2 separate regions of the Homo sapiens genome follow, and region 1 is linked to region 2. A link is a contact called in ENCODE Hi-C or POLR2A ChIA-PET data. All regions are on one chromosome and are shown on one strand. The core of a region is the stretch at or near the end of the contact, and the rest is flanking DNA. Distances in the headings are between cores, read along the strand shown. Region 1 has its middle 8.4 kb from the start of KRTAP5-6. Region 2 holds the start of SIGIRR (single Ig and TIR domain containing).

Region 1 (2,700 bases), core at 148-2,647, 1.3 Mb before region 2:
AACTCCACGTGGGGCCCACAGCCAGACCAGGTGTGTCACCTCGAGGAGAACATGGCAGTGCCCAGACAAGGGTGCCCGCAACCCCGAAGCCCCAGAGGGGGTGTTAGTGCTCTAATCAGCTCTTATAGTTCCACCATCCACATCCCAATGGAGGGCAATGTGTTAGCAGCTCGGTCGGCCCCTGGCCTCATCGCGTGGGGCAGCTGCCCTCTGCTGGCGAGGGCAAAGGGCCCGGGTGACATCCTTTCTAGGTACCTGCACTCTGTGGGTCCTGAGCTCTTGTCCAGCGTCCAAGAAGAATGAGGTCATGCTGGTGATTGAAGGATGGTGAAAGTGGAGACTTTTACTGAGCAATGAAAACAGCTCTCAGCAGAGAGGGGAACTGGAAAGGGGACAGGGAGGGCAGGTCGTCTTCCCCAAAGTCAGGAGATCTCTTCCTTGAAGTCAGGCCTTCTCTCTCTCTCTACCAACTGAGTCTGGAGTCTTTATAGGCCCAGGACGGGGGCAGGCCAGGCCATAGGTAGTATTGGAAAAGGCAGTATTTGATTGGTTAAAAAGGCATTATTCAAAATGAACCAATCCGGAGCGAGCAGGCAAACAAGAATAGAAGTTTTCACTCTGGGCTGCAGGTTTCAGGATGTTTTGGCTTGAAGGTGAGGTTTCACTGGGGACCCACCCCCATCTGCCTGGGATTTGTCTGCCTCCTGCCTCTATTATATCCATGGGAGGAATTTAGTTTATAGTTTAACTTGTAAGCAAGGATGATAACGGTCCCGCCCTAAAACAAATCCCCTCCTTTTTGGGGAGCTGAAACTGCCTTTATAGGACTAATGAAAGACCACAAGATTAGAATTACAGGAGGGCATGAGTTCTGCTAAAATATAGGCATAGTTTCTATAATCCCCCTCTGCTTAGGAGTCATTTGTCCAGAGATCACAAGATTTGTGGCTTCCCCAGTTGCTCCTATAGATAATATCACTGTGGTAGAATTAAGATTGGTCTTTTGAGGTGGTTTTCCAACTGACCCCATGCAGACTCGTGACTCACGACTTGTTTAACCGTTCACCCGTTGAAGGATGTCTGGGTTGCTTTCACTTTGGGGTTGTTATCCACCCAGAGGCAGATTCAGGGCACAAGGACCATTTTCCACACCCCTGTGATTGCCCCCGCAACCAATGAGGAGCACCCATTCCCCAGCCCCCCACCCACCACACTGTCCTGGAAAAACCCTAACCTTCAAGCCTTCAGGGAGACGGGTTTGAGTGATCATTCCAGTTCTTCCACCTGGCAGGCCTTGCGTTAATTAAACATTTCATTTACTGCAATACCATGTTCTCAGAGTGAACTGGTTTTGTCTGTGCAGCGGGCGGGAAGAGCCTGTCGGGCAATTACAGAAACTGGAGGAGAGATAGTCTTGCATTCCTGGCTGTACAGCCTGGAGTGGAGCTTCTGTCTCACTGGGCTGGGAGAGGGCACACGCATTGGCTCAGATACCACAGACTCACACAGTTCTCACTAAGCTTTAGTCGATTTTCTTGAATAAATGTTTCTCTATTTGAAATGGCTACAGGGCCATTTGCAGATGCTTTAAATGGTTGTTGGGGGTGGGGTTTCGTTTGTTTTTGTTTTTAAAGTCTTCACCAGTTTCACATGGAAGTGGATCTCTGGAGTTCCCCCTCATTGTCACGCTGCAGTGGGACTGCCCTGTGACTTTATTATTTCATAGCATTTGAACATAAGATAATCACAAGCTTTCAAAGGACTAAATGTTCGATGAAGAAAATGGCACAGAAAAAAAAAATGTCCCTTCTAAATAAGGACTCACTTGGTCCTCCACCAGCAACCAGGAGCACTGCCAAGTGTGTCTCTCTCCTTATGACGTGACCTTTTATCTTTAAAGGACACTGAATTTCACTCACATTATTATTTCTTACACAGTGTGTTTTTATTATTCAAGGTCACTAAGACTTTCTCCTGTTTTATTCCAAATGTTTTATTGTTTTATATTCAACATTTAGGTCTATGATGGGCATAGAGTTAATTTTATATAAAGTATGAGGTTGAGGTTGAGGTTTTGTTTTCGTTTTGTCTACGGCGGTTCAATTGTTCCAATGCCATTTTTTGGAAACGGTTCTCCTTTCGCGCGCTGGTATGAATGCGTTCCCCAAAATTCATGCGCTGTAACTTAACCCCTGTTATGGTGTTACTAAGAGGTGGGGTCTCTTGAGAAGTGATCAAGTCAGGGCTTTGCTCTCAGGCATAGATTAGTGCCTCATTAAAGGGCTGGGGGGGATGAGCTTGGGTCCTTTTTGCCCCTTATGTTTTCCACCAAAAGGACACAGCAAAGAGCCTCCACCAGATGCAGAATACTGGCACCTTGATCTGGGGACGTCTAGCCTCCAAAACTGTGAGAAATGTACTTCTATTGTTTGTAAAATACCCAGTCACAGGTATTTTGTGATTGCAGCAGACACTTCTCCATTTAGTTGTCTTGCCCCTTTGTCATAAATTAGCGCAGTCTTGTGTGTGCGAGTGACATCTCAACTCCGTGCTTTTCCCTTGATCTGTGTGTCTACCCCTCTGCCCATACCACACTGTCTACATTGCTGTCGCTTTATGGAATGTCTCAAAGTCAGCTAATGTCATTCTTCCAACTATATTTCTTGTTTCAAAATTGTTTTGGCTATTCTATTTTCTTTT
Region 2 (2,823 bases), core at 154-2,653:
ATGCTCACCCTGGACGGTGGACCTGGGGGCTCGGGGGTGCAGGACGTTAGCAGAGAGAGGGAAGGAGAGGGTGCCAAGCCAGCCCTGAGAGATGGTGACGCTGAGACCGGGTGCACAGAGCAGCCGCCGAGCCGGGGCTTCACAGTTGGCGGCTGACCCCAGGGCCTGTGCTGGAGGCCCTGCTCCTGCTTCCTGCGGGGGTGCCCTGGGCCCTGCTGTGCCTGCTTCCTGACCTGCAGTGTGGGGAGAACCTTCTTGAGGGGCTTCCAAGGACCCACTTCAAGGAGGGGCTGGTACCAGGCTCTGTGGGGGAAGGGGTGCTGTCTTTGGGACCCTGAGCCCAAGGCCCACCATCACCCAAGGCTGAGTACCGGGACAAAGGAAGGTCCTAGCAGGGCTGGGACTCAGTCAGACAAGTACCTGTAGAAAGCCTGCTGCTGAGAGGGTGCTCAGCCAGGGCCGGGAGGCTGGATGGCAGCCCTCCACAATGAAGCCCTGCCCCCATGTGGCTGAGGGCAGGGCCAGGGTCCAAAGGAGACCCTTGTCTGATTCTGTGGGCAATACCAGCCACCGGTCACTGGGTCCCCAGTCCCAGGTCAACCTGGGGAGTGTCAGTTTGGTGACAACAGGAGATGCCATCTGCCCCTCATCTGCTCTGAGCCAGGAGCCTCGGCCACCTGTGTTTGCTCCTTATTTGGAAAAGGGGGCGCTGCCCTCCCACCCCAGCCTGAAGGGAAGGTCCACAAGATGCCATAGTCCCTTGTAACTGCTCACCCATCGGGGGAGCTATGTCTGGGAGAGGGACGGGGAGAGGGCGGAAGAGTTCTGCTGGAGCCCCATTGTTGACCGGGAGTTTCTGAAGGCCCTGTTCCCCGGGGTCAGAGGTCAAAGACACATGGGGGAGCAAACCGGCCCCTTGGCTCCTGAGTGTGAGCTCTAGTAGCGTCTGGAAGGCATGCCGCGCGGTCCCCGGTCCTCCTTGTATGTGTGCAGGGTGGCCCTGGCGGGGGTCTCCTGGCTGGAGGACCCCCCATGCATTACCCCTGGAACCTGCCCCTTTGAGCACCCCCCACCCCACAACACACACGCACACACACAAACGCACGCACACGCACATACTGCACACACATTGCACACACGCAGACACACTGCACACACACACACACACACACACACACACACACACACACACACGCTGCACAGAGGAAAGTGCCGTGCCTGGGTGGGTTGGGGCGGGCTCCAGAGGAAGGAGCCGCTTGACTCAGAGCTACAGGAAGAGCCGGGGCAGGCGGGGTGAGAACCACCAACTGCCCGTCCTCCCGCCCGCCTAGGGAAGGGGTGGGTGCCTGGGTGGGGTTTAGGGTTAGGAGAGGATGTGACTGCAAGGCCAGGAAGCTACAGGGAAAGTTCTGATCAAAATACACAAAGACACAAGCCAGGTCCCCACCGCGCTTGGCGATGCATCCATAGCAGCCTTGGTGCTGTGGACACTCCCTGGGGCCCAGCGAAGGGGAGAGTTTGCTCCCAAAGGCGCACCAATGACCAACATTTGCCCCCCGGAGGAAAGAACTGGAACCAGGTGACTGCCTTCCCCGCTGCTCTGAGTGAGCCTGTGTCAGGGCCTGGCTGAGAGGAGGCCCACGGCGCCCAAGACCCATATGCATGTGTGTGCATGTGTGTGTGAGACAGAGCGAGGGGCAGCAGGAGGCTGTGTCGCATCAGCGGCCAAGGGTGGGTGTCAGGTGCAGTGTGTGTGCTGTGGGGTGCCTGTGGTCCTAGGCTCTGTGACAAGCGTTGCAATGGGTGTTGTATATACTCAACAGTTGTGTGAGGGGTCTGCAGCCTAAGCTGTGTGCAGTGGTAATGGGAGGTGTGTGTGGTAGGAAGTGTGCTGTGTAGGAGGTGCAAGTGTGCACACGGGCTGAGACTGAAGCTCTGTGCAGGTGCACATGGGCCAGAGGGCTGTGTGTATGTGATGTGTGCAGGGGAGGAGGGGCAGAGGAGAGGGTGCAGGGGAAGTTAGGGAGGGGAGGGGGTACAAGGAAAGGTGTGCAGGGGAGAGGGTGCAGGGAAAGGTGGGGAGGGGAGAGGGTGCAGGGGAAGGTAGGCAGAGGAGAGGGTGCAGGGGAGAGGGTGCAGGGGAAGGTGTGCAGGGAAAGGTGGGGAGGGGAGAGGGTGCAGGGGAAGGTAGGCAGAGGAGAGGGTGCAGGGGAAGGTGTGCAGGGGAGAGGGTGCAGGGAAAGGTGGGGAGGGGAGAGGGTGCAGGGGAAGGTAGGCAGAGGAGAGGGTGCAGGGGAAGGTGTGCAGGGAAAGGTGGGGAGGGAGAGGGTGCAGGGGAAGGTAGGCAGAGGAGAGAGTGCAGGGGAAGGTGTGCAGGGGAGAGGGTGCAGGGAAAGGTGGGGAGGGGAGAGGGTGCAGGGGAAGGTAGGCAGACGAGAGTACAGGGAAAGGTAGGGAGGAGAGAAGGTGCAGGAGGAGGCAGGCAGAAGAGAGGGTGCAGGGGAAGGTGGGGAGGGGAGAGGGTGCAGGGGGAGGCAGGCAGAGGAGAGGGTTCAGGGGAGAGGGTGCAGGGGAAGGTGGGCAGGGGAAGGTGGGGAGTGGAGAGCGTGCAGGGGGAGGCAGGCAGAGGAGAGGGTGCAGGGGAAGGTGCGTAGGGGAGAGGGAGCAGGGGAGAGGGTGCGGGAAGAGGGTGCAGGGGAGGGTTTGCAGGGAGAGGGTGCAGGGGAGAGGGTGCAAGGAGAGGCAGGCAGCGGAGAGGGTGCAGAGGAGGGTTTGCAGGGGAGGGCACCTGCTTTCTTGCTGTGCTCGTATCCTGGCAGTCTG

The links. A loop is a pair of places that touch in the nucleus more often than their neighbours do. ChIA-PET counts read pairs that join two places held with the same protein, here RNA polymerase II (POLR2A).
Region 1: a map of breast epithelium shows a loop between it and region 2 (38-fold over the local background). The contact joins the enhancer-like site here to the promoter of SIGIRR in region 2. A Hi-C loop is called at or near these places in 1 of 168 maps with a recorded cell type or tissue (breast epithelium). POLR2A ChIA-PET finds 5 or more read pairs at or near these places in 1 of 52 experiments (HEK293).

What each region holds. Positions count from the first base shown.
Region 1 is chr11:1,704,293-1,706,992 of GRCh38, reverse strand. No RefSeq gene overlaps it. Among named protein-coding and RNA genes, the nearest start is that of KRTAP5-6, 8.4 kb to the right of the region's middle. Within about 2 kb of position 1,397, at least 2 of the 41 ENCODE cell types and tissues checked have a DNase peak (open chromatin) inside an H3K27ac peak, as active enhancers do; they include breast epithelium, where a contact is called at or near this core.
Region 2 is chr11:413,579-416,401 of GRCh38, reverse strand. It overlaps SIGIRR (single Ig and TIR domain containing), which reads left to right and starts at 1,403. Exons shown (of 10, transcript NM_001135054.2): 1 at 1,403-1,579. RefSeq lists an enhancer at 311-930.